Linked DNA regions of Homo sapiens: region 1 is linked to region 2. Evidence: chromatin loops called from intact Hi-C (ENCODE). Cell type or tissue: mammary epithelial cell. All regions are shown on one strand. Each heading gives the region's core, and the rest is flanking DNA. Links, peaks and the distances in the headings are about the cores only. Region 1 has its middle 200 kb from the start of RADX. Region 2 overlaps RNF128 (ring finger protein 128).

What was found. Hi-C counts contacts between places; a loop is a spot of excess contacts. Peaks named below come from ENCODE experiments on the same cell type or tissue, not always from the same donor. Only the 100,000 strongest peaks of a DNase experiment are listed, where the experiment ranks them.
Region 1: it touches region 2 in a loop (24-fold over the local background); 2 of 110 quality-filtered maps call a loop at or near these places.

What each region holds. Positions count from the first base shown.
Region 1 is chrX:106,406,545-106,423,440 of GRCh38, reverse strand. No RefSeq gene overlaps it. Among named protein-coding and RNA genes, the nearest start is that of RADX, 200 kb to the left of the region's middle. In mammary epithelial cell, for the core only: a CTCF peak has its summit at 7,952 (motif pointing left); no DNase peak of the experiment used is centred there.
Region 2 is chrX:106,749,332-106,757,331 of GRCh38, reverse strand. All of the region lies in intron 1 of RNF128 (ring finger protein 128), which reads right to left. Among named protein-coding and RNA genes, the nearest start is that of RNF128, 27 kb to the right of the region's middle. In mammary epithelial cell, for the core only: a CTCF peak has its summit at 4,837 (motif pointing right); no DNase peak of the experiment used is centred there; H3K27ac peaks cover 432 bases.

The sequences.
Region 1 (16,896 bases), core at 3,720-11,719, 340 kb after region 2:
CTCAGATTTTTGACTCCCCTACTAAGTTAGCTATCAACTGTGCTTCAGGTCTCCCAAGGAAAAACTATGATGAGCAGTTAGTCACTTTGTAAATTGTCACTTCTAAATTAAGAGGGTAAAGTAGTAGTTTAAAATTAAATTCATTGTGATTAATTGAGCTTAGCAGTTTATATATTCCTTGGAGTTCAAGAATCTTCCTAGGGACTTGTTGTATAGGGAAAGGCCTTTTCTCATCTCCTGGACTCCAGGAGATTGGGGCTCAGTCAGAAACATTTGGGACACATTCCAGACACTAACTCTCTCTAGATTGCATTCTCCAATCCTTCTGTACAACTGCCCGTGCTCCCTCATGCCCCAGTCAGAAACACATAGCTCATCTCAGGAACTATGGATAAGATTCCACATTTTTCCTTTCCACTTGTCCTATTGACATGCCAGCAAAAGGTCACCTAATTCCAGAAGAAGAAAAAGAAGGTCTTCCATTTTTTTGAGGACTGACCATATGCTTGGCAATAGTTTTAGGTGTTTCTGCATATTAACTCATTTTGCCATATAAGGAAGTTATATTATTATCTCAATTTAGTGATGAGGAAACTGAGGCATATAGAAGTTAGGTACTTGCTTAAGATTATACAACTAGTGAGTGACAGAACTGAGATTCAAACCCAGGCAGTCTGACTTCAGACCTCTGGGTCTAACCTCTGACCTCTACTACAGTCTCTCCCCTTCTGGATGAAAAATGGGAAGAATAATAGTACCTACCTTACAGGGTTGCTGTGAGGATTAAATTATTGTTATGCGTCATCTGGAGTAGGATGATCATTTTCTGACCAGTGAGCTCTTGTAGAGAGTACCTTTCGCAAATTAAGTTTCCTTCCGACATGATCCTCAAGCTGAAAAAAGCATTTCTATTTATTTTAATAAATCTGAAGTGAAGTTATGCATAAACAGAGTGCCACAATATTGCATTTTGGTGAAAAGAAGCTCTCTTAATGTGTTTACATTTAATGGAACACAAGAAGGGTCACTCTGACTTCATTTCCATAAGCGACTCCTAAATAGGATCTATAGGTTAACAGCAAAGCTTTCCTGCACCTAATGGCTTTTGGAATAGGTTTATGCTCTTGAATATGTGTGCACACAGTTCCAAATGTCCAATGCCTTTTCCCCACTTTCGTCATGTCAGTGTTAGCAAACATAGCCATAGTCACTGTTTGTCATTAAGGCATATTGACCCTTTATACTCCATCTCAACCCAATAGGCTCCATGTAAGAGAAAACAAGTCTAAGGAAACCAATTCACTGTAATAAGCAATGTTTTCATAAACAGCATCAGGAACACGGGAGCCGTCAGAGGAGCTAAGATGAGTTTTTGTCATCTCATTTTGTGGAAATTGATAGTGCCTAAATAAATGTTTTATACCCACCTCTGGTTTCTATGCTAGCCCATCCTATACATTCAAGGGTTAAATAGATGCAGTATGCCCACATGCTGAAGAGCAAACTAGAGAATGGCTAATTTCTTTAAAAAAAAAAAACAACCATAATGCCTAAGTACAAGCCTAAAGCTTAAGTTATTCACACTCACAAGCTAATAAATGAGTCAAATAAATAGTTTAAGCGACCCTCCCCACTGGGTTCGACATTTCTGAAAAAGGAAAAGGGACACCAGGGGAGCACATGCTGCTCCTTGTTAATTAGGAACACCTAGGCAACATTCAGTGGAATTGATCAATTGTAGTCTGATTTTTTTTTCATTCAAACTTCTGCATTGTCAGTTAGTACCTAAGATGCCTTCTGTAACTTGTGCTTTCAGGATGTCAGGCATTAAGTTACTTTTCATTATAACTGACATACAACCTGATTTGGATTTCTTTGTTTATTTGTGAAATGAGGGTAAGGATTCAAGGGATAAATTACTGTGAGCAAAAATAGTTTGTCTTTCAAACGAGAAAGAATATGGAGAGAATGCAGCTACTGATGAGAGAAATTAAGCTTCCAAGCTTTTAGAGGAAATGAGACATAAATACACAGAACTCTAATGAAAGGTAGTATGTGATGCAGGCACAAAGAGAACCACACAGTGCACGTTCAGTTACAGCCCTCACAGGTGGGTTTGGGGAGAGAGGTATATGGTCTTGGCTTTAAAAGAAAGATGCAATTTTGTCAGAAGAATGAAAAGTGAATAACTGTAAGAAGGGGTTGCTCAGAGAAAGGCCAGTGGCTCCATTATGTTGAAGCTGAGTGTGTATGACAGGAAGGGCATTGAGGAGAGAGCTAGAAGGGTAGGTAGGAGTCAGTTAGTAAATGGCTTGGACAAAGACAGGATTAAAGAGGGAGTGAACATCAGAGGAGAAAACAAAAGCAATTAGAAGACTATTGGAAAAGTCTAGGTCAGGGATGAAGGCTTGAACTAGGATCAGGAGCAGTGGTGTAATAAAGGCATAGTGGGAAGTAGCATCATGAAGGAAGACCTGGAGGACAAACTGAAAAAGATTTTGTAAGCCACGCATGAAAGCTTAGATAATTAATAAACACTCTTTCTCACTGCATCAACTTCTAAAGTCTTCTCCCCAAGTGGGAGTCAATTATGATAAAACCATGAAAGAGTAAATGAGAAATTAGTATGGGAAGCCCCAGTTGGCTGAGTCAAGGAGTAAAGTGAACATACAGTCTCTTTGGGTGTTTATTTGATTATGGGAAGAACATGTAGTGCTGAGGCAGGGTGCCACGTGTGGCAGAAGCAGACAGCACAGCTGGCAGTGTGCTCTTGAACCTGAGATACTACACATGTTCCTTCCTCCCCACCCCACACACATAGTCCCCTGAAGAGCATGTACACTCACCCTTAGACCAGTTGCTCCCAAAAGACCTTATTTGAGCATGAGGTCTCCATTATTAGCAGAGACAACTTTTATGTCTGCATTGCTATTGCTTGGGATTCTCAGCACTATAAAATTGAAGATTAGAAGGAACTTCAACGTTCAGCTGGTAAAGCCATTAGAATCCTCTCTATAAAGTTCCCACCAAGTAGTCATGTAGTCTGTTCTTGAGCATTTCCATTGATGGGGACCTCATTCCATCTTTGGCTTGTCCTGAGTATTATTTCTCTTTTATCATCAACCCTTTCTTAACAATTACTATGCCAGGAACTACTCTGGTTGCTTTACTAAGTTTATCTCACTTAATATTCACAACATTGAATTTAACAGATGAGGAAACTAAGGATCAGGGAATGTGACTTGTCCAAGGTCACACAACTGGTGGAAGGCAGAACTCCTAAACCTATCTGACTCTGATGCTCCCTTGATTAAAACTTAGTCTAAGTCAAAATCTGTCTGTAAAACCCACTCACTGCCAGAGTTATAATATCCTTTCCTGGGAAGAGGGTGGTCTCCTTGAGGTACAGTTGGAGACACAAATCTTCTCGATCATTTTTATCACCAAAACACTTGACAGATGCTTGAGAATTTGATAGACAAGACTATCAAAATAAAAGGCAAAGAAGGCCACATAGTAAATCCTTTAGAGAGAGTGCCTGTCTCTACCCTCTTTTCACTCCTCAATATGGGACACTCAGCTTTCTACTCTTTCAGTGCTCAACAATGAGCTTTCTAATCAACAAATCTGATCGCCACTTCCAAGTCTTTATCTTCTATGAGCTCCACCTTCTGGAATTTTTCTCCTCTCTTAGTTTCAGAGATGATTCATAACAGCTAGGCTCTCATAGGGAGACTAGGAATGTTCTGATCAGAAAAGAAAGATATCATATATTCAAATTCCTGTCTAACATCAACACTTAAATGTCTAATAATCAAAACTAATGTAAAATGTCCAAAACTAAATTCTTACATTACACCATATTAAAAATGGATCAAATACCTAAATGCAATAAGACTTATAGAAAAAAGTAAGGGAAAAATTTTATGACATTTGAATTAACAATGATTTCTTAGATATGGCACCAAAAACACTGCCAATAAATGAAAAAAATAGATAAATTAGAGTTCATCAAAATTTAAAACTTTTATGCATCAAAGGGCACTATGAAAAGTGAAAAGGCAAAAAACAAAGAATGGAAGAAAATATTTGCAAATCATATGTCTGATAAGGGGTTAATATCTGGATTGTACCCATAGCTGAGTATATACCCAAAGGAAAACAGATCATTACATCAAAGACACATGCACTCATATGTTCATCACCATGCTATTCACAATAACTAAGATATGGAATAAACCTAGGTCCTCATCAGGAAATGTGGGACACGTACACTATGGAATACTATGCAGCCATAAAAAAGAGTGAAATTATGTCCTTTGCAGCAACATGGATGGAACTGGAGGACATAATTCTAAGCAAATTAATGCAGGAACAGAAAACCAAATATTTCATGTTTTCACTTATAAGTGGGAGCTAAACCTTAAGCCCAAGAGGACATAAATATGGGAAAAATAGACACTGGGAACTACTAAAGGGGAAAGGAAGGGAGTGGGGCATGGGTCAAAAAACTACCTATTGGGTACTATGCTCCCTACCCAAGTGCAACATACTCATGTAGCAACCCTGCACGTGTACCCCTTATATCTAAAATAAAAGTTGAAGAAAAAAATTCCAGATTACATAAGTACTCCTACAACACAAAACAACAACAACAACAACAATAACAATTAAAAACTGGGCAAAGGATTTTGATAGACATTTCTCCCAAGGAGATACAGAAATGATCAATAAGCACATGAAAAGATACTCAGTATCACTAATAATTAGGGACATTAAAGTCAAAACCACAATGAAATATCATTCTACACCCATCGGGATGGCTATTATCAACAAAACAGAACAGAAAAAAAAAAACAAAGAGAAAATAACAAGTGCTGGTGAGCATAGGGAGAAATTAGAACCTTTGTACATTCATGGTGTGAATGTAAAATGGTGCAGCTACTGTGGAAAACTGTATGTCTTTTTCTCAAAAAAACTAAACATAGAATAAACATGTAATCCAACAATTCCACTTCAGGGTATGTACTCAAAATAATTGAAAGCAGGGACTCAAACAGATATTTGTATATCAATGTTTATAGTAGCACATATATATGTGTATATATGTGTGTGTGTGTATATATATATATACACACACACACTATATATATATATATATATATATATATATATAGTGTGTGTGTGTGAATATTATCCAGCCTTTAAAAAGGAGTGAAATTCTGACACATGCTACAACATGGATGAACCTTGAAGACATTATGCTAAGTGAAATAAGCCAGACACAAAAAACAAATATTGTATGATTTCACTTGTATGATGTACCTAAAATAGTCAAATTCTTAGAGACATTAAGTAGAATGGGGGTTACCAGGGGCTGGGAGAGAGGAGAATAAGTGCATTAAACAATGTGACTATATGTAATGCCACTTAACTATATACTTATAAATGGGTAAAATGGTAAGTTTTATGCTACGTGTATTTTACCACAATAAAAAACAAAACACCAAGTCCTTGGCTTTACGCCCACCTTAACTTCTTTATTCCAGAGTCTTCCCCAACTCAGTAAATGGCAAGTCCATTATCACACCTAATCAAACCTAAAGTCCTGGAGTCTTTTCTTTTGTTTTGCCTCCTCTCTTTTTTTTACATCCTACATCTAATCTGTCAGGGAGTCCTTTGGCTTTATCTTAAAAATATTACCAAAATCTGACCACTTTGTTTACCACTTCCACTGCTACAACTCTGGTCTGAGCCCATCATCTGTCATTTGAGTTATTGCAGTAGCTTCCTAACTGGTCTTCCTACTTCTGTCCTTGCCCCTTGCAGTGGTCAGAGTGAACGCTCTAAAGCATAAGTGTGACCATGTCACTCCTCTGTCTAAAACCTGCCGTTGGCTTACATCTCACTTCATGTGAAAGTCACCATTCCAGTTCCATTCTGATATCATCTCCTATTCCTCCTGCCTCACTCATTCTGTTCTAGCCTCACGGGCCTTCTTGCTCTTTTTTGAACACAGCAAACACACTTCCACCTTCAGGGCTTTCCCTTTGTTGTCTCCTCTCCTAGAATGCTTTTCCCCCAGATGTCTACATGACTGGCATCCTCATCTCCTTCAAGTCTCTGCTCAAATGCTATCTTCATATTGAGGTCTTCTCTGATCACTTTATTCAAATAGCATCTTCACCCTCCAATCAGCCCCCCATGCAGTGCTCTCTATCCTCCTTCTATACTTTATTTTTCTCTGTTGCATTTATCATTAACTAATAGACTAGGTATTTTACTTATTTTGCTTGTGTGTTGTCTACCTTCCCTTCCTAGAATGTAAGTTCCATGATGACAAAGATTTTTGACTGTTTCTTGTTTTTTTCCATTATTATGTCCCAGTTTTCCTAAAAGTATCTTGTACGTAATAGACATTCAATATCCATTTGATGAATGAATGAATGAATGATGACTTCCTGGATAGGAGAGTGGAGAGATAAAAGGAAATGACATAGATGACTTCTAGGTCACCAATCAGGTCACAACTGAATATCCATTCACTAAGATTGAGAACAGCCTAAAAGAAGAGATATTTGGGGACTAGGGTAAGACTGGCACATATTTTTATATGTCTAATTTTTAAATTTTTTAGTAGAGATGGGGTCTCAATATGTTATGCAGGATGGTCTTGAACTCCTGGCCTCAAACAATCCTTCTGCCTCAGCCTCTCAAAGTGCTGGGATTACAGACACAAGCCACTGCACCTGGCCCAAGACTGGGTTATTTTGGATTCAAGCTACCTATAAAACATGAAGGAAGAGTCGTTCATAGACTTTTCTAATAATGGTACAGGTGTTGACAGGAGTGCAAGAGAGAGAGTGTCTTTGTTAAGACAGGGTAGGCTTTGATAAAATAATAAATAAATCTTCATATCTAAACAGCTTAACATACATATACAAAGCTTGATTTCCAGCTCACATGAGTTCAAATGCCTGTCTGCAGCTCTCTTTTTCATCTGACGGCTCAGGGATCTAGGTTCCCTCCATCTTTGATGTTATCATCTCAACATCTGGCAAAGAGTTACAAGAGCAAAAAAGAGAGATCTTATGATCATGCACTGGGTCTCAAATATCTCATCCTGGAAATGGTATAGGTCACTTATGTTTGCATTTCATTGTCTATAACTAGTCACATGATCCCAATTAATTGAAAGGGGACTGTGGAATATGAGGTGCATCTGGAATACATTATGAGCACTACTCACAGTGAGAGATAATGGAGTAAAGGGATGTTTTGGAGCAGTGTTGAGAAGTAGAGACTAGAGTTACTGACAGGATTAAGTGCCTTGTTATGAATTATTTCTATTACCACAAATGTACACTATATTGATACAATAAGTCTATATAAGAGGAAAGCCTTTGGTCAAAATTTAACATGAGCAGAGAGAACTTGGCTAAGAATGCAAGGGTATAATAATTAGGAACTGAGGGGCCTGACATGGATCCTATAACAATTGAGGGCCGGTGCAAGACTAATGCAGGTCTCTGACACTCAGAAGAGAGTCACGTTAGAAAGGAGATCTTCTCACCAAAGGCAACACATATGGCCACACAGACTGCACCCTACAAAACTGCAGGGGCTACTATTCACCTTTTGTATAGGACTCTTGTTTCTCATCCTCTGGGTGCAGGAGCAGGGGCAGGGGTGCCCAGAGGGCAGCCATCAACAGCCCCACTGAAGGGCAGAGTAGCTGGTGGCAGCTAAGACCCAAATGTAGAAGCACAAAGCCATCTATTTGTGCACTAAAATCTCCTTGCTCACAATGGTCTCTGTTCCTTGTGCTTATCCCTGAGCTTCTGAAGAAGGTTCCTTTTGAAAATATCAGCCTGGCTTACCCAGATTCAGGAAAACAATTAGATAAATAAAAAGGCTCATTTCACGATTAGATCAGGATTGCTGAGGACCCCTGGTGGCTATAAGTGATAGTGACAGCAACTCTTCCAGATGGAGATTATGAGAAACCTGACCAGGATGAGGGAAGTGAAATCACAGAGCTCAGAAGCTTTGACAGATAGGGATTCCCTACTGTTAGGGCTGCTCTGTTAACAAACAGGCATTATTATCACCTCCATATTTCAGATAAGAAAACAGATTCAGAAGCTATCTCTGATCTTCATATTTGTAGTCAAATGCCCTTTTTAGTATATTATGCTACAGCAAGTCCCTGGGATAAATCTTAGAGTAATGGAACATTTTCCCTGATCCTGCTCTTCCGTAGTAACGGAGGAACATAATTCTAAAAGATGCTACAGATACTAAAATGTAGGCTTTCACAGGCTTTGGGAGAGAGCTGTGGCCTACACAAATTGTGAATGCCTGGCAAAAGTAAAGAGAAACGCTGCAAAATCAGAATTAAAACCCAGCTATCCCTCCCTTTGTGACACTTGATCAAAATTGTTGGTGACATATTGCATACCACAGATGAAAGCAGGTTAATGCCTTCACTGTTGAACTTCTTTCTGGTTGGGTTGGCACTAGGCAACAGAGAAGGCTTTCCTGCCCTCCCAATATCTTTTCTTGAAGAAACAGTTTTCTGTGATGGTGATGGGGGTCTTTATGGCTATATAAGATATTTGTCTCTCAAATAGAATAAATGCTGGACATATTTTGAGCAAAAACAGTTTAAATTCTTCTTAGAAGGATTCACAGACAGCTGCTTTTGGCTTAAATTGTCAGAAATTTTTAGACATTCAGGGGACCACAGAATCTCTGAAATAACATCCCATATGGAGCACAGTTTTCTTTATCATATCCCTAACAAGTGACCATTCAATCTCTGTATGAACAGCTCTATTAACAAGTAAAAATCTGACTCCTTCCAAAGACAGGCCATTGCATTTTTAGATCTATTACAAACATGAACCCCCCTGCAGGAATTCTATGCCAGCCAAGCTTAGATAGCCCAATAAGTGAGTACATATGGTCCACCTTGAAGGTTGTAATAAGACTCCCTGGAAACTATGAAATTGTTCATTTTACATACTTTTCCTTAGAAGCAGAGTGAAAGTTGCACAGTAAGCAGGTAAGCAGAAGGAAGAATTCCTATAAAGATTCACTTTTGGCCAGGCCCGGTGGCTCACACCTGTAATCCCAGCGCGGTGGGAGGTCGAGGCGGGAGGATTCCTTGGGCTCAGGAGTTCAAGACCAGCCTGGGCAACGTGGTGAAACTCCGTCTCTACAATTTTTTTTTTAATAGCTGGGTATAGTAGCATGCACCTGTAGTCTCAGTTACTCCAGAGGCTGAGGTGGGAGGATTGCTTTGAGCCTGGGAAGCTGAGGTTGCAGTGATCCGAGATCCCACCACTGCACTCTAGTCAGGGCAACAGAATGAGACCCTGTCTCAAAAACAAACAAATAAATTCACTTTTATTCTCCTTTCTGTTAGAAAGTCACGTGAAAGCACATTTCTCTAGCCTTAAAGTTCAGCTGCCACTAGCATTTTATTCCTGTGGAAAATATTTCTTTCAGGTCCCATGGGATAAGGGACATATAAAACCATAGCCTTCCATGTATGACAAAGACAATTGGAAATGGCTTCCAGGTATCAGGTTGCTCCAATAAATTCATTTGTTAACAAATGTATTTTTATTTATTAGGAATGAAATGGGTAACATCTTTATAAAATAGTCTTTCATGGAAAGTTTGAGCAAAAGGCATTCTAAAGGCTAGAGTCTAAAGGCCCATCCCCTTGTCTCAATTTATTTTGTTCCTGCCCAGGGTTAAGACTCCATTACCTCTAATTTTGATCATTATAATAGCCTTCTTCCTCTCTGATATTCTGCATTTTCACTATGATGTATGTAGGTACAGATTTCTTTTTATTTATCCTGTCTAGGATTCACTGGGTTTGCAGAATCTGTAGATTAGTTAATGCTTTTCATCTGTTCTGGAAAATGTTTGACTATCATCTTCCTCATTTCCTCAGAAAAGAGTCTTTACTTTCTGGGACTTATATGTATGTAAGATCTTCTCATTCTATTCATTACGTTTCTTACCCTATCTTTTCTTTTTTCACATAATTTGTTTCTCTAGGCAGAATTCTGGATGATTTATTCTAACCTATCTTCCATTTCAGTAATTCTCTCTTAAGTTAATATTTCTCCATTGCACTTATCATCATCTAACAGTTGTGTTTAGCCATCTATTAAATGCATCCATTAAACTCTCTATTTTATGGTTATATGTTTTAGTTCTAGAAATCCTATTTGATTATTTTTCAAACTGCAATGCCACTTTTTTTATTATACTTTAAGTTCTAGGGTGCATGTGCACAACGTGCAGATTTGTTACATATGTATACATGTGCCATGTTGGTGTGCTGCACTCATTAACTCATCATTTACATTAGGTATATCTCCTAATGCTATCCCTCCCCCCGCCTCCCACCCCATGACAGGCCCTGGTGTGTGATGTTCCCCACCCTGTGTCCAAGTGTTCTCATTGTTCAATTCCCACCTATGAGTGAGAACATGCAGTGTTTGGTTTTCTGTCCTTGTGATGGTTTGCTCAGAATGATGGTTTCCAGCTTCATCCATGTCCCTACAAAGGACATGAACTCCATCCTTTTTTCATGGCTGCATAGTATTCCATGGTGTATATGTGCCACATTTTCTTTATCCGGTCTATCATTGATGGATATTTGGGTTGGTTCCAAGTCTTTGCTATTGTGAATACTGCCGCAATAAGCATACATATGCATGTGTCTTTATAGCAGCATGATTTATAATCCTTTGGGTATATACCCAGTAATGGGATGGCTGGGTCAAATGGTATTTCTAGTTCTAGATCCTTGAGGAATCGCCACACTGTCTTTCACAATGGTTGAACTAGTTTGCACTGCCACCAACAATGTAAAAGTGTTCCTATCTCTCCACATCCTCTCCAGCACCTGTTGTTTCCTGAGTTTTTAATGATAACCATTCTAACCGGTGTGAGATAGTATCTCATTGTGGTTTTGATTTGCATTTCTCTGATGACCAGTGATGATGGGCATTTTTTCATGTGTCTGTTGGCTGCATAAATGTCTTCTTTTGAGAAGTGTCTGTTCATATGCTTCGCCCACTTGTTAATGGGGTTGTTTGATGTTTTCTTGTAAATTTGTTTAAGTTCTTTGTAGATTCTGGATATTAGCCCTTTGTCAGATGGGTAGATTGTAAAAATTTTCTCCCATTGTGTAGGTTGCCTTTTCACTCTGATGGTAGTCTCTTTTGCTGTGCAGAAGCTCTTTAGTTTAATTAGATCCCATTTGTCAATTTTGGCTTTTGTTGCCATTGCTTTTGATGTTTTAGTCATGAAGTCCTTGCCCATGCCTGTGTCCTGAATGGTACTGCCTAGGTTTTCTTCTAGGGTTTTTATGGTTTTAGGTCTAATAGTTAAGTCTTTAATTCATCTTGAATTAATTATTGTATAAGGTGTAAGGAAGGGATCCAGTTTCAGCTTTCTACATATGGCTAGCCAGTTTTCCCAGCACCATTTATTAAATAGGGAATCCTTTCCCCATTGCTTGTTTGTGTCAGGTTTGTCAAAGATCAGATGGTTGTAGATGTGTGGCATTATTTCTGAGGGCTCTGTTCTGTTCCATTGGTCTACATCTCTGTTTTGGTACCAGTACTATGCCGTTTTTGGTTACTGTAGCCTTGTAGTATAGTTTGAAGTCAGGTAGTGTGATGCCTCCAGCTTTGTTCTTTTGGCTTAAGATTGTCTTGGCAATGCGGGCTCTGTTTTTGGTTCCATATGAATTTTAAAGTAGTTTTTTTCCAATTCTGTGAAGAAAGTCATTGGTAGCTTGATGGGGATGGCATTGAATCTATAAATTACCTTGGGCAGTATGACCATTTTCATGATAGTGATTCTTCCTATCCATGAGCATGGAATGTCCTTCCATTTGTTTGTGTCCTCTTTTATTTTGTTGAGCAGTGGTTGGTAGATCTCCTTAAAGAGGTCTTCACATCCCTTTTAAGTTGGATTCCTAGGTATTTTATTCTCTTTGAAGCAATTGTGAATGGGAGTTCACTCATGGTTTGGCTCTCTGCCTGTTATTGGTGTATAGGAATGCTTGTGATTTTTGCACATTGATTTTGTAACCTGAGAGTTTGCTGAAGTTGCTTATCAGCTTAAGGAGATTTTGGGCTGAGATGATGGGGTTTTCTAAATATGCAATCATGTCATCTGCAAACAGGGACAATTTGACTTCCTCTTTTCCTAATTGAATATCCTTTATTTCTTTCTCCTTCCTGATTGACCTGGCCAGAACTTCCAATACTATGTTGAATAGGAGTGGTGAGAGAGGGCATCCCTGTCTTGTGCCAGTTTTCAAAGGGAATGCTTCCAGTTTTTGCCCATTCAGTATGATATTGGCTGTGGGTTTGTCATAAATAGCTCTTATTATTTTGAGATACGTCCCATCAATACCTAGTTTATTGAGAGTTTTTAGCATGAAGGGCTGTTGAATTTTCTCGCAGGCCTTTTCTGCATCTATTGAGATAATCATGTGGTTTTTGTCTTTGGTTCTGTTTATATGATGGATTACATTTATTGATTTGCATATGTTGAACCAGCCTTGCATCCCAGGGATGAAGCCCACTTGATCATGGTGGATAAGCTTTTTGATGTGCTGCTGGATTTGGTTTGCCAATATTTTATTGAGGATTTTTGCATCAATGTTCATCAGGGATATTGGTCTAAAATTCTCTGTTTTTGTTGTGTCTCTGCCAGACTTTGGTATCAGGATAATGCTGGCCTCAAAAAATGAGTTAGGGAGGATTCCCTCTTTTTCTATTGATTGGAATAGTTTCAGAAGGAATGGTACCAGCTCCTCTTTGTACCTCTGGTAGAATTTGGCTGTGAATCCTTCTGGTCCTGGACGTTTTTTGGTTGGTGGGCTATTAATTATTGCCTCAATTTCAGAGCCTGTTATTGGTCTATTCAGGAATTCAACTTCTTCCTGGCTTAGTCTTGGGAGGGTGCATGTGTCCAGGAATTTATCCATTTCTTCTAGATTTTCTAGTTTATTTGCATAGAGGTGTTTATAGTATTCTCTGATGGTAGTTTGTATTTCTGTGGGATTGGTGGTGATATCCCCTTTATCATTTTTTATTGTGTCTATTTGTTTCTTCTCTCTTTTCTTCTTTATTTGCCTTGCTAGTGGTCTATCAATTTTGTTGATCTTTTCAAAAAACCAGTTCCTGGATTCATTGAGCTTTTGAAAGGTTTTTTTTGTGTCTCTATCTCCTTCAGTTCTGCTCTGATCTTAGTTTTTTCTTGCCTTCTGTCAGCTTTTGAAAGTGTTTGCTCTTGCTTCTCTAGTTCTTTGAATTGTGATGTTAGGATGTCAATTTTAGATCTTTCCTGCTTTCTCTTGTGGGCATTTAGTGCTATAAATTTCCCTCTACACACTGCTTTAAATGTCTCCCAGAGATTCTTGTAGGTTGTATCTTTGTTGTAATTGGTTTCAAAGAACATCTTTATTTCTGCCATCAATTCATTATGTACCCTGTAGTCATTCAGGAGGAGGTTGTTCAGTTTCCACGTAGTTGTGTGGTTTTGAGTGAGTTTCTTAATCCTGAGTTCTAGTTTGATTGCACTGTGGTCTGAGAGACAGTTTTTTATAATTTCTGTTCTTTTACATTTGTTTAGGAATATTTTACTTCCAACTATGTGGTCAATTTTGGAATAAGTGCGATGTGGTGCTGAGAAGAAAGTATATTCTGTTGATTTGGGGTGGAGAGTTCTGTAGATGTCTATTAGGTCTGCTTGGTGCAGAGCTGAGTTCAGTTCCTGGATATCCTTGTTAACTTTCTGTCTCATTGATCTGTCTAATGTTGACAGTGGGGTGTTGAAATCTCCCATTATTATTGAGTGGGAGTCTAAGTCTCTTCGTAGGTCTCTAAGGACTTGCTTTATGAATTTGGGTGTTCCTGTATTGGGTGCATATATATTTAGGATAGTTAGCTCTTCCTGTTGAATTGATCCCTTTACCATTATGTAGTGGCCTTCTTTGTCTCTTTTGATCTTTGTTGGTTTAAAGTCTGTTTTGTCAGAGACTAGGATTGCAACCCCTGCCTTTTTTTGTTTTCCATTTGCTTGGTAGATCTTCCTCCATCCCTTTATTTTGAGCCTATGTGTGTCTCTGCATGTGAGATGGGTCTCCTGAATTCAGCACACTGTTGGATCTTGACTCTTTATCCAATTTGTCAGTCTGTGTCTTTTAATTGGAGCATTTAGCCCATTTACATTTAAGGTTAATATTGTTATGTGTGAATTTGATCCTGTCATTGTGATGTTAGCTGGTTAGTTTGCTCGTCAGTTGATGCAGTTTCTTCCTAGTATCAATGGTCTTTACAATTTGGCATGTTTTTGCAGTGGCTGGTACTGGTTATTCCTTTCCATGTTTAGTGCTTCCTTCAGGAGCTCTTGTAAGGCAGGCCTGGTGGTGACAAAATCCCTCAGCATTTGCTAGTATGTAAAGGATTTTATTTCTCCTTCACTTATGAAGCTTAGTTCGGCTAGATACGAAATTCTGGGTTGAAAATTCTTTTAAGAATATTGAATATTGGCCCCCACTCTCTTTTGGCTTGTAGAGTCTCTGCCAAAAGATCTGCTGTTAATCTGATGGGCTTCCCCTTGTGGGTAACTGGACCTTTCTCTCTGGCTGCCCTTAATATTTTTTCCTTCATTTCAACTTTGGTGAATCTGACAATTATTTGTCTTGGAGTTTCTCTTCTCAAGGAGTATCTTTGTGGCATTCTCTGTATTTCCTGAATGTGAATGTTGGCCTGCCTTGGTAGGTTGGGGAAGTTCTCCTCGTTAATATCCTGAAGAGTGTTTTCCAACTTGGTTCAATTTTCCCCGTCATTTTCAGGTACACCAATCAGACGTAGATTTGGTCTTTTCACATAGTCCCATATTTCTTGGAGGCTTTGTTCATTTCTTTTTACTCTAAACTTCTCTTCTCACTTCATTTCATTCATTTGATCTTCAATCACTGATACCCTTTCTTCCAGTTGATCGAATCGGCTACTGAAGCTTCTGCATGCGTCACGTAGTTCTCATGCCATGGTTTTCAGCTCCATCAGGTCATTTAAGGACTTCTCTACACTGTTTATTCTAGTTAGCCATTCGTCTAATCTTTTTTCATGGTTTTTAGCTTCCTTGTGATGGGTTCGAACATCCTCCTTTAGCTTGGAGAAGTTTGTTATTACCAATCGTCTGAAGCCTTCTTTTCTCAACTAGTCAAAGACATTTCTCCATCCAGCTTTCTTCCGTTGCTGGCGAGGAGCTGCGTTCCTTTGGAGGAGAAGAGGCGCTCTGATTTTTAGAATTTTCAGCTTTTCTGCTCTGGTTTCTCCCCATTTTTGTGGTTTTATCTACCTTTGGTATTTGATAATGGTGAAGTACAGACGGGGTTTTGGTGTGGATGTCCTTTCTGTTTGTTAGTTTTCCTTCTAACAGTCAGGAACCTCAGCTGCAGGTCTGTTGGAGTTTTCTGGAGGTCCACTCCAGACTCTGTTTGCCTGGGTATCACCAGTGGAGGCTGCAGAACAGCAAATATTGCAACCTGATGTTGCTGCCTGATCCTTCCTCTGGAAGCTTCGTCTTAGAAGGGCACCCTGCTGTATGAGGTGTCAGTCAGCCCCTACTGGGAGGTAGGGTCTCCCATTTAGGCTACTGAGGGGTCAGGGACCCACTTGAGGAGGCAGTCTGTCCGTTCTCAGATCTCAAACTCCATGCTGGGAGAAGCACTACTCTTCAAAGCTGCCAGGGGCATTTAAGTCTGCAGAAATTTCTGTTGCCTCTTGTTCAGCTATGCCCTGCCCCCAGAGGTGGAGTCTACAGAGGCAGGCAGGCCTCCTTGAGCTGTGGTGGGCTCCATCCAGTTCAAGCTTCCCAGCCACTTTGTTTACCTACTCAAGCCTCAGCAATGGCAGACACCCCTCCCCCAGCCTCGCTGCCGCCTTGCCGTTCGATTTCAGACTGCAGGGCTAGCAGTGAGAGAGGCTCCATGGGCGTGGGACCCTCTGAGCCAGGCGTGGGATATAATCTCCTGATGTGCAGTTTGCTAAGATCCTTGGAAAAGTGCAGTATTAAGGTGGGAGTGTCCTGATTTTCCAGGTACCACCTGTCACAGCTTCCCTTGGCTAGGAAAGGGAATTCCCCGACCCCTTATGCTTCCCAGGTGAGGTGATGCCCTGTCCTGCTTCGGCTCACACTCTGTGGGCTGCACCCACTGTCTGACAAGCCCCAGTGAGATGAACCCAGTATTTCAGTTGGAAATGCAGAAATCTCCTGTCTTCTGTGTTGCTCACGCTGGGAGCTGTAGACTTGAGCTGTTCCTATTCAGTCATCTTGGAACTGGAACCTTAAAATACAATTGCAATGTCATTTTTTGGTTTTCTTTCCCTGAAGATATTCTGAAGCTTATCTTTTTTTTTTTTAATGGAGTCTTGCTCTGTCACCCAGGCTGGAGCACAGTGGCGCCATCTCGGCTCACTGCAAGCTCCACCTGCCAGGCTCACGCCATTCCCCTGCCTCAGTCTCCCGAGTAGCTTGGACAAAGGCGCCCACCACCGCGCATGGCTAATTTTTTTGAATTTTTAATAGAGACAGGGTTTCACCATGTTAGCCAGGATGGTCTCAATGTCCTGACCTCGTGATCTGCCTGCCTCGGCCTCCCAAAGTGCTAGGATTACAGGCGTGAGCCACCGTGCCCGGCCTGAAGCTTATCTTTTATTTCAACTATGGGAAACCATAATGATTGGAGCCTTTGTCTCATAATTCTAATACCTGAAGTCTTTGTGAACTTGTGTTGCCTATTTTTTTCTTCTGGCTGTCACTTAAAATGTATTTTTTTCC
Region 2 (8,000 bases), core at 1-8,000:
GTGGTTCCAAGTCTTTGCTATTGTGAATAATGCCACAATAAACATACGTGTGCATGTGTCTTTATAGCAGCATGATTTATAGTCCTTTGGGTATATACCCAGTAATGGGATGGCTGGGTCAAATGGTATTTCTAGTTCTAGATCCCTGAGGAATCGCCACACTGACTTCCACAATGGTTGAACTAGTTTACAGTCCCACCAACAGTGTAAAAGTGTTCCTGTTTCTCCACATCCTCTCCAGCACCTGTTGTTTCCTGACTTTTTAATGATTGCCATTCTAACTGGTGTGAGATGGTATCTCATAGTGGTTTTGATTTGCATTTCTCTGATGGCCAGTGATGATGAGCATTTTTTCATGTGTTTTTTGGCTGCATAAATGTCTTCTTTTGAGAAGTGTCTGTTCATGTCCTTCGCCCACTTTTTGATGGGGTTGTTTTTTTCTTGTAAATTTGTTTGAGTTCATTGTAGATTCTGGATATTAGCCCTTTGTCAGATGAGTAGGTTGCGAAAATTTTCTCCCATTTTGTAGGTTGCCTGTTCACTCTGATGGTAGTTTCTTTTGCTGTGCAGAAGCTCTTTATTTTAATTAGATCCCATTTGTCAATTTTTTCTTTTGTTGCCATTGCTTTTGGTGTTTTGGACATGAAGTCCTTTCCCATGCCTATGTCCTGAATGGTAATGCCTAGGTTTTCTTCTAGGGTTTTTATGGTTTTAGGTCTAACGTTTAAATCTTTAATCCATCTTGAATTGATTTTTGTATAAGGTGTAAGGAAGGGATCCGGTTTCAGCTTTCTACATATGGCTAGCCAGTTTTCCCAGCACCATTTATTAAATAGGGAATCCTTTCCCCATTGCTTGTTTTTGTCAGGTTTGTCAAAGATCAGATAGTTGTAGGTATGCAGCATTATTTCTGAGGGCTCTGTTCTGTTCCATTGATCTATATCTCTGTTTTGGTACCAGTACCATGCTGTTTTGGTTACTGTAGCCTTGTAGTATAGTTTGAAGTCAGGTAGTGTGATGCCTCCCGCTTTGTTCTTTTGGTTTAGGATTGACTTGGTGATGCGGGCTCTTTTTTGATTCCATATGAACTTTAAAGTAGTTTTTTCCAATTCTGTGAAGAAAGGCATTGGTAGCTTGATGGGGATGGCATTGAATCTGTAAATTACCTTGGGCAGTATGGCCATTTTCAAGATATTGATTCTTCCTACCCATGAGTATGGAATGTTCTTCCATTTGTTTGTATCCTCTTTTATTTCTTTGAGCAGTGGTTTGTAGTTCTCCTTGAAGAGGTCCTTCACATCCCTTGTAAGTTGGATTCCTAGGTATTTTATTCTCTTTGAAGCAATTGTGAATGGGAGTTCACTCATGATTTGGCTCTCTGTTTGTCTGTTGTTGGTGTATTAAGAATGCTTGTGATTTTTGCACATTGATTTTGTATCCTGAGACTTTGCTGAAGTTGCTTATCAGCTTAAGGAGATTTTGGGCTGAGACAATGGGGTTTTCTAGATATACAATCATGTCATCTGCAAACAGGGACAATTTGACTTCCTCTTTTCCTAATTGAATACCCTTTATTTCCTTCTCCTGCCTAATTGCCCTTTTTTAGGGTTTTTAATCGTGAAAGGATGTTGAACTTTATCAAATGATTTTCAGCATCAATTGGAATTATATGCTTTCTGTCCTTCATTGTGTTGATAGGATGTAGGACATTGATTGATTTATGTATAACTATCCTTGCATCCCTAGGATAAATCCCACTTGATCATGATCAATTACCCTATTAATGTGTTGCTGAATTTGGTTTGTTAATATTTGGTTGAGGTTTTGCATTGATGTTCATCAGAGAGACTTGCCTGTAGTAGTTTCCTTTTTTTTTTCGATATGTCTTTGTCTGGTTTTGGTATCAGGGTAATACTGGCCTCATAGAATGAGTCTGGAAGTATTTCTTCCTGCTCCGTTTTTTCAGAATAGTTTCAGTAGGGTTGGCATTAGTTCTTCTTTAAACGTTTGGCAAAAATCAGCAGTGAAGTCATTGGGTTCCAGGTTTTTCTTTACTGGGGGACTATTTGTCATGGCTTTCTTCTCATTACTTGTTATTGGTCTATTCAGGTTTTGGTTTTCTTCCTGATCCAATCATGGAAGGTTCTGTGTGTCTAGGAATTTATCCATTTCTTCAACGTTTTCCAATTTATTGGCGTATAGCTGCTCCCAGTAGTCTCCAGGGATTCTTTGAATTTCTGTGGTATTGGTTGTATGTCCCATTTTTCATCTTTATCTATTTGGGTTTTCTCTTTTTCTTTATTCTGGCTAAAGGTTTGTTGATTTTATTTATTTTTTAAAGAAAACAACTTTTCATGTCATTGATGTTTTGTGTTTTTTTATTTCAATTTATTTCTGCTCTGATCTTTATTAATTCTTTTCTTCTACTAATTTTCCATTTGGTTTGCTCTTGCTTTTCTAGTTCTATTATTAGGTTGTTAATTTGAAGGTTTTCTACATTTTTGATGTAGGCACTCATTTTTATAAACTTTCCTATTAGTACTGTTTTTGCTATATCTCATAGGTTTTGTTACATTTTGTTTTCATTTCCACTTGTTTCAAGAAATTTTAAAATTTTCTTCTTAATTTCTACATTAACCCACTGGTCATTCAGGAGCATACTGTTTATCTCCATGTATTTGTATAGTTTCCAAAGTTTCTGTTATTATTGACTTAGTTTTATTCCATTGTGGTTAGAGAAGATGCTTGATATTTCAATTTAAAAAAAATTTTGGCTGGGCATGCTGGCTCACACCTGTAATCCCAGCACTTTGGGAGGCCAAGGTGGCAGATCATTTGAGCCAAGGAGTTTGAGAACAGCTTGGGCAATATGGTGAGACCCTGTCGCTACAAAAAAAAAAAAAAAAAAAAAAAAAAAAAAAGAGAAAGAAAACATTGCCAGGTGTGGTGGCATGTGCCTGTAGTCCCACTGTAGTCCCAGCTACTTGGAAGGCTGAGGTGGAAGGTTCCCTTCAAGTCTGGTAGGTTTAGGCTGCAGTGAGCCGAAATCATGCCACTACACTCCAGCCTGGGCAACAGAGTGAGAACTTGTCTGAAAAAAAAGAAAAAAGAAAAAAATTATTTGTTTTATGACTTAACATATGGTTTATCCTTGAGAATGATCCACGTGCCAAAGAGACAATTGTGTCTTCTGTAGCTGTTGGATGAAATGTTCTGTAAATATCTATTAGGTCCATTTGTTCTCTACTGCACATTAAGTGTGATATTTCTTTGTGGATTTTCTGTCCGGATGATCTGTCCAATGCTGAAAGTAGGGTGTTGAAGTCTCCAGCTATTATTATATCAGGGTCTATATCCCACCTTCTAGTTTGTATAATATTTGCTTTATACACCTGGGTGCTCCAGCTTTGGGTGCATATATACACTTGTTCTATCTTCTTGCTGAATTGATCCTCTTATCATTATATAATGACCTTCTTTATCTCTTTTTATAGTTTTTGTCTTGAAATCTATATTGTGTGATATAAGTATAGCTACTCCTCTTTGTTGTTTTCTATTTGCATGGAATATCTTTTTCCATCCTTTTATATTCAGTCTATGTGTGTCCTTATAGGTGAAGTGTGTTTCTTAAGGATGGCAGCTAGTTGGGGCTTTTTAATGCATTCAGCCATTCTATGTTTTTTGATTGAAAAGTTTATTCTATTTAAATTCAATGTTATTATTGATAAGTTCTTACTCCCTTCCCATTTTATTATTTGTTTTCTGGTTGTTTTGTGATCTCTTCCTTTGTTCCCTCTCTGTCTTCTTTTTGTGAAGGTGATTGTCTCTGGTGGTATGTTTTAATTTCTTGCTTTTTATTTTTTGGTGTATCTGTTCTAGGTTCATTGATTTGAGGCTACCATGAATGTTATAGATAACATCTTATATTGCATTATTTCAAACTGATGACAACAGTGATTGCTAAAACAAACAAACAAACAAAGAGAAAACTAATTGAAACTCTATACTTTAACTTTATCCCCTCCATGGCTTTTTACATTTTTATTGTTTCTATTCATATCTTATTATACTGTCTATGTCTTCAAAACTTGCAGTTATTATTTTTGATAGGTTCATCTCTTAGTCTTCCTACTCAAGGTATGAGTAGTTCACACACCACAACTACAGTGTTATAATATTATTCCTTTGAATATGCTTTCTATCTCGATCTCTCTACCACCTCTTTAAGGCAAATAACTCTTAGATCTGTACTTTTGAAGCTATTTTCTAGATGTTGTAGGTGTGCTTCATTCTATTTTATTCTTTTTTTGTCTCCTCTGACTGTGTATTTTCAAACAGCCCCTCTTCAAGCTCAATACTTTTTTCTTCTGCTTGATCAGTTCTGCTGTTGAAAGACTCTGATGCATTCTTCGGTATATCAATTGCATTTTTCAGCTCCAGAATTTATGCTTGATTTTTTTAAAGTATTTCAATCTCTTTGTTCAATTTATCTGATAGAATTCTGAATTCCTTCTCTGTGTTATCTGGAATTTCACTGAGCTTCCTCAGAACAGCTATTTTGAATTCTGTCTAAAAGGTCACATACCTCTGTTACTCTGGGATTGGTCACTGGTTCCTTCTTTATTTCATTTTCTGAGGTAATGTTATCCTGGATGATCTGGATGCTTGTGGATATTTCTTGGTGCTTGTGCACTGAAGAGATAGGTATTATAATATTCACAGTCTGGGCTTGTTTATACCTGTCCTTCTTGAGAATGCTTTTCAAGCATTCAAAGGGAATTGAGTGTTGTGATCTAAGTTTTTGGTCACTTTAGCCATATATGCATTAGGGGGCACCCCAAGCCCAGTAACGCTGTGGCTCTTGCAGACTAGTAGAGGTACTGTTTTGGTGGTCTTGGGTAATATCTAGGAGAATTCCCTGGATTACCAGGCAGAATGTGTTGTTCTCTTCCCTTACTTTCTCTCAAACAAAAGGAATCTCTCTCACCATGCTGTGCTGCCTGGAGTTGGAGGAGAGGTGATGCAAGCACCCCTGTGGCCACCACTGCTGGGACTGAGCTGCATTAGACCAGAAACCAGCATAGTTCTGGGTTTTGCCCAAGGCTTATGGTGAGTATTGCTGTTTGTTCAAGGCCCAAGGGTTCTTTAATCAGCAGGTGGTGAATCCAGCCAGGCTTGTGTCTTTCCCTTCAGGGTGGTGGTGTCCCTTCTGGCCCAGGGTGGGTCTAGAAATGCTGTCTGGGAGGTAGGGTCTGGAGTCAGGAACTTTAGGAATCTATTCGGTGCTTTATTTTACTGTGGCTGAACTGGTACCCAAATTGCAAGGTGAAGTCCTTTTTACTTTTCACTCTCCTTTCCTCAAGCAGAGAAAAGGAGTCTCTCCCCTTGGCCACTACAGCTGGGAATGTGCTGGGTCACACCTGAAGCCTTGCCCAAGGCTCATGGTGAGTACTGCTTAGCTACTAATAATGTTTATTCAAGGTCCAAGGGCTCTGTAGTCAGCAGGTGATGAATCCTTCCAGAACTGGGTCCTTTCCTTCAAATTGGTGGGTTCCCTTCTGGCCCAGGGTGTGTCTAGAAATGTCATCCAGGATCTAGGGCCTGGAGTGTGGGCTTCAGGACTCTGCTTGGTGCTTTATTTTACTGTGGCTGAGCTGGTATCCAAATGTTAAGACAAAGTCCACTTTAATCTTTCCTCTCCTCCCAGAGCTGTGAGCTGTACTGCCTGGAGTTGGGGGAGGGGTGATGCAAACGCTTTCTTGGCCATATGCACCGCAAGTCCTCTGGTTCTGAGCCCAGCACAGAACCACCAGGACTTGCCTCAAAATTGCAGTCCTTTTGGTCTAGACTGCCTTTCGTATTTATTTAGGACCCCAGGGCACTTTAGCTCACAGTGGTGAGGCTTGCCAGAGGGATGGACAATTCTCCTCCGGCTAGGGCTGGTCTAAATGCTCCCTCCATGGGTATGGGCACAATTATGCCCCATGTTGTTTTCCTCTGTGACAGGGTAGCACTGAGTTCTGATGCAAAGTCCCACAATCACTGTGCTCTCCTTCCCCTAAACACACAGATTTTCTCTCTGTGCCAAGCTGCACCACCAGGGGATGAGGGAGGGGTGGTGTAAGAAATTAATGACTATCTTTCCTATCCTATCCAGTGCCTCTTTCCTTAATATGATGTTAAAACAAGGCACTGTTACTGCTCACCTGATTTTTGATTCTTACAAAGATGCTTTCTTGTGTGGGGAGTTGTTCAATTTGGTGTTCCTATGGAGGGGATGATCACTGGTGGGTTTTATTTGGCCATCTTGCTCCCTGTCCTATTTTCTTAACTAATAGATACTGATTATGATTTATTATTGACAGTGGATTATCTTTGTATGCCATTATTTAACATAGTAGTAAGATTATTTGTTTCTAAACTGTTGCAATTTTTCACTCTTGTCATAAATTTTTGGAAATGGAACAGATCTTAGCAATCAAGCAGTCTGACTCATTTTTGAGTTCTCACATTGGATAATTTTCTTTGAGGGAGGAAGGTTCTCACTTCAGTTGTTGCTTCTAGCAGCATCTCTCCTCTCTCTCTTTTTTTTTGTGTGATGTCATGCTTCTAATATCCCTTTGGCTCAGAAAAGACAATCAAGCTTGGTTCTACAGAAAGAGTAAAATTAGCTTCTAGAGAAAGCTTGGGGGCTTCAGGGCAAGTACCCTCTGTCTGACATTTACATTGGTGGCTCAGTGATGTTTTTGTTTATTTCCTGAATCCTGGCTATGCACTGGATTTCTGAGGTTGCCAGATAAGATTTATCTATAAAACAGACCCTTAACATATTTAATCCTCACGTCAACCCTATAAGGTAGGCATTGCTACTATCCCCATTAATGATAAGTTTGACTAACTGCCTAGGGTAACACAAGCTAGTAAGTGAAGAAATGGTATTTGTACCCAGATAGTTTGGCTCTGGTATCTCTGCTCTTCACCATTCTACACTAGTTATCTTCAATGAAACCTAAAGCTGTTATTTAACTGTAAAAGTGAAAATTAAATAGGCACATTCATGGGTGCAGTAGTAAATGTTTAGAAATCTGCTCTCAGGGTTGGAGAAAGCCCTAATGTGTAGTGTGTGCCAGTTTCCATGGTGTAAATACTCCCACCATAGCCACGTGAATGTGGAATTGGGATGAAATGTGTACAACTGACTGAACAAGCTCACCACTGGACATTACAGATTCAAAACTTAAGTACAATTGATTATTCACTCAGTTACAGATTGAACTGCTTATTCTACTCTTTCCCCACTTCTCACTACTGAACTTACCTAGTCTTAAAAAAGCTTAACTACAACTAAATACAATTCAAAATCTGTAACTATTTTACTTTGCTATTCTTTTCACTTGTGCATACCTAATTTCCTTTTTTTTTTTTTTGAAACAAGGTCTCGCTCTGTTGCCCAGGCTGGAGTGCAGTGGCACGATCACGGCTCACTGCAGTCTCCACCTCCCAGGATCAAGTGATACTCCCACCTCAGCTTCCTGAGTAGTTGGGAATACAGGTGTACACCACCACACCCGGGTAATTTTTTTATTTTGTAGAAACAGGGGTCTCACTATGTTGCCCAGGCTGGCTTCAAACTTCTGGCTTCAAGCTATCCTCCCACCATGGCCTCCTAAAGAGCTGGGATTACAGGTGTGAACTACCATGGCTGGCCTCATACTTATGTTTAAAAACTAGTGAAAACCCATGCACATTCCCAAATTAAGTGTTTCTACTTGTTACTCTGTTGAAAACCACAAAATATGTACCCTGAAACTCCAAGGAAGAACAATCAAACTTCCTTTGTGGAACAAGAAAGAAACCCTTTTAGTGTGTGTGCTTTTTTGTGTGGTGTTGTGTGTTTCTGTTGCTACAGCAGGCCTTGTTGAGCCTCTTTTTCCCTTTAGCTTTTTTCTATCCTTAAAATATTGGAAAGGGTCTCTTATAATGCGCCAGCGAATTCCAAA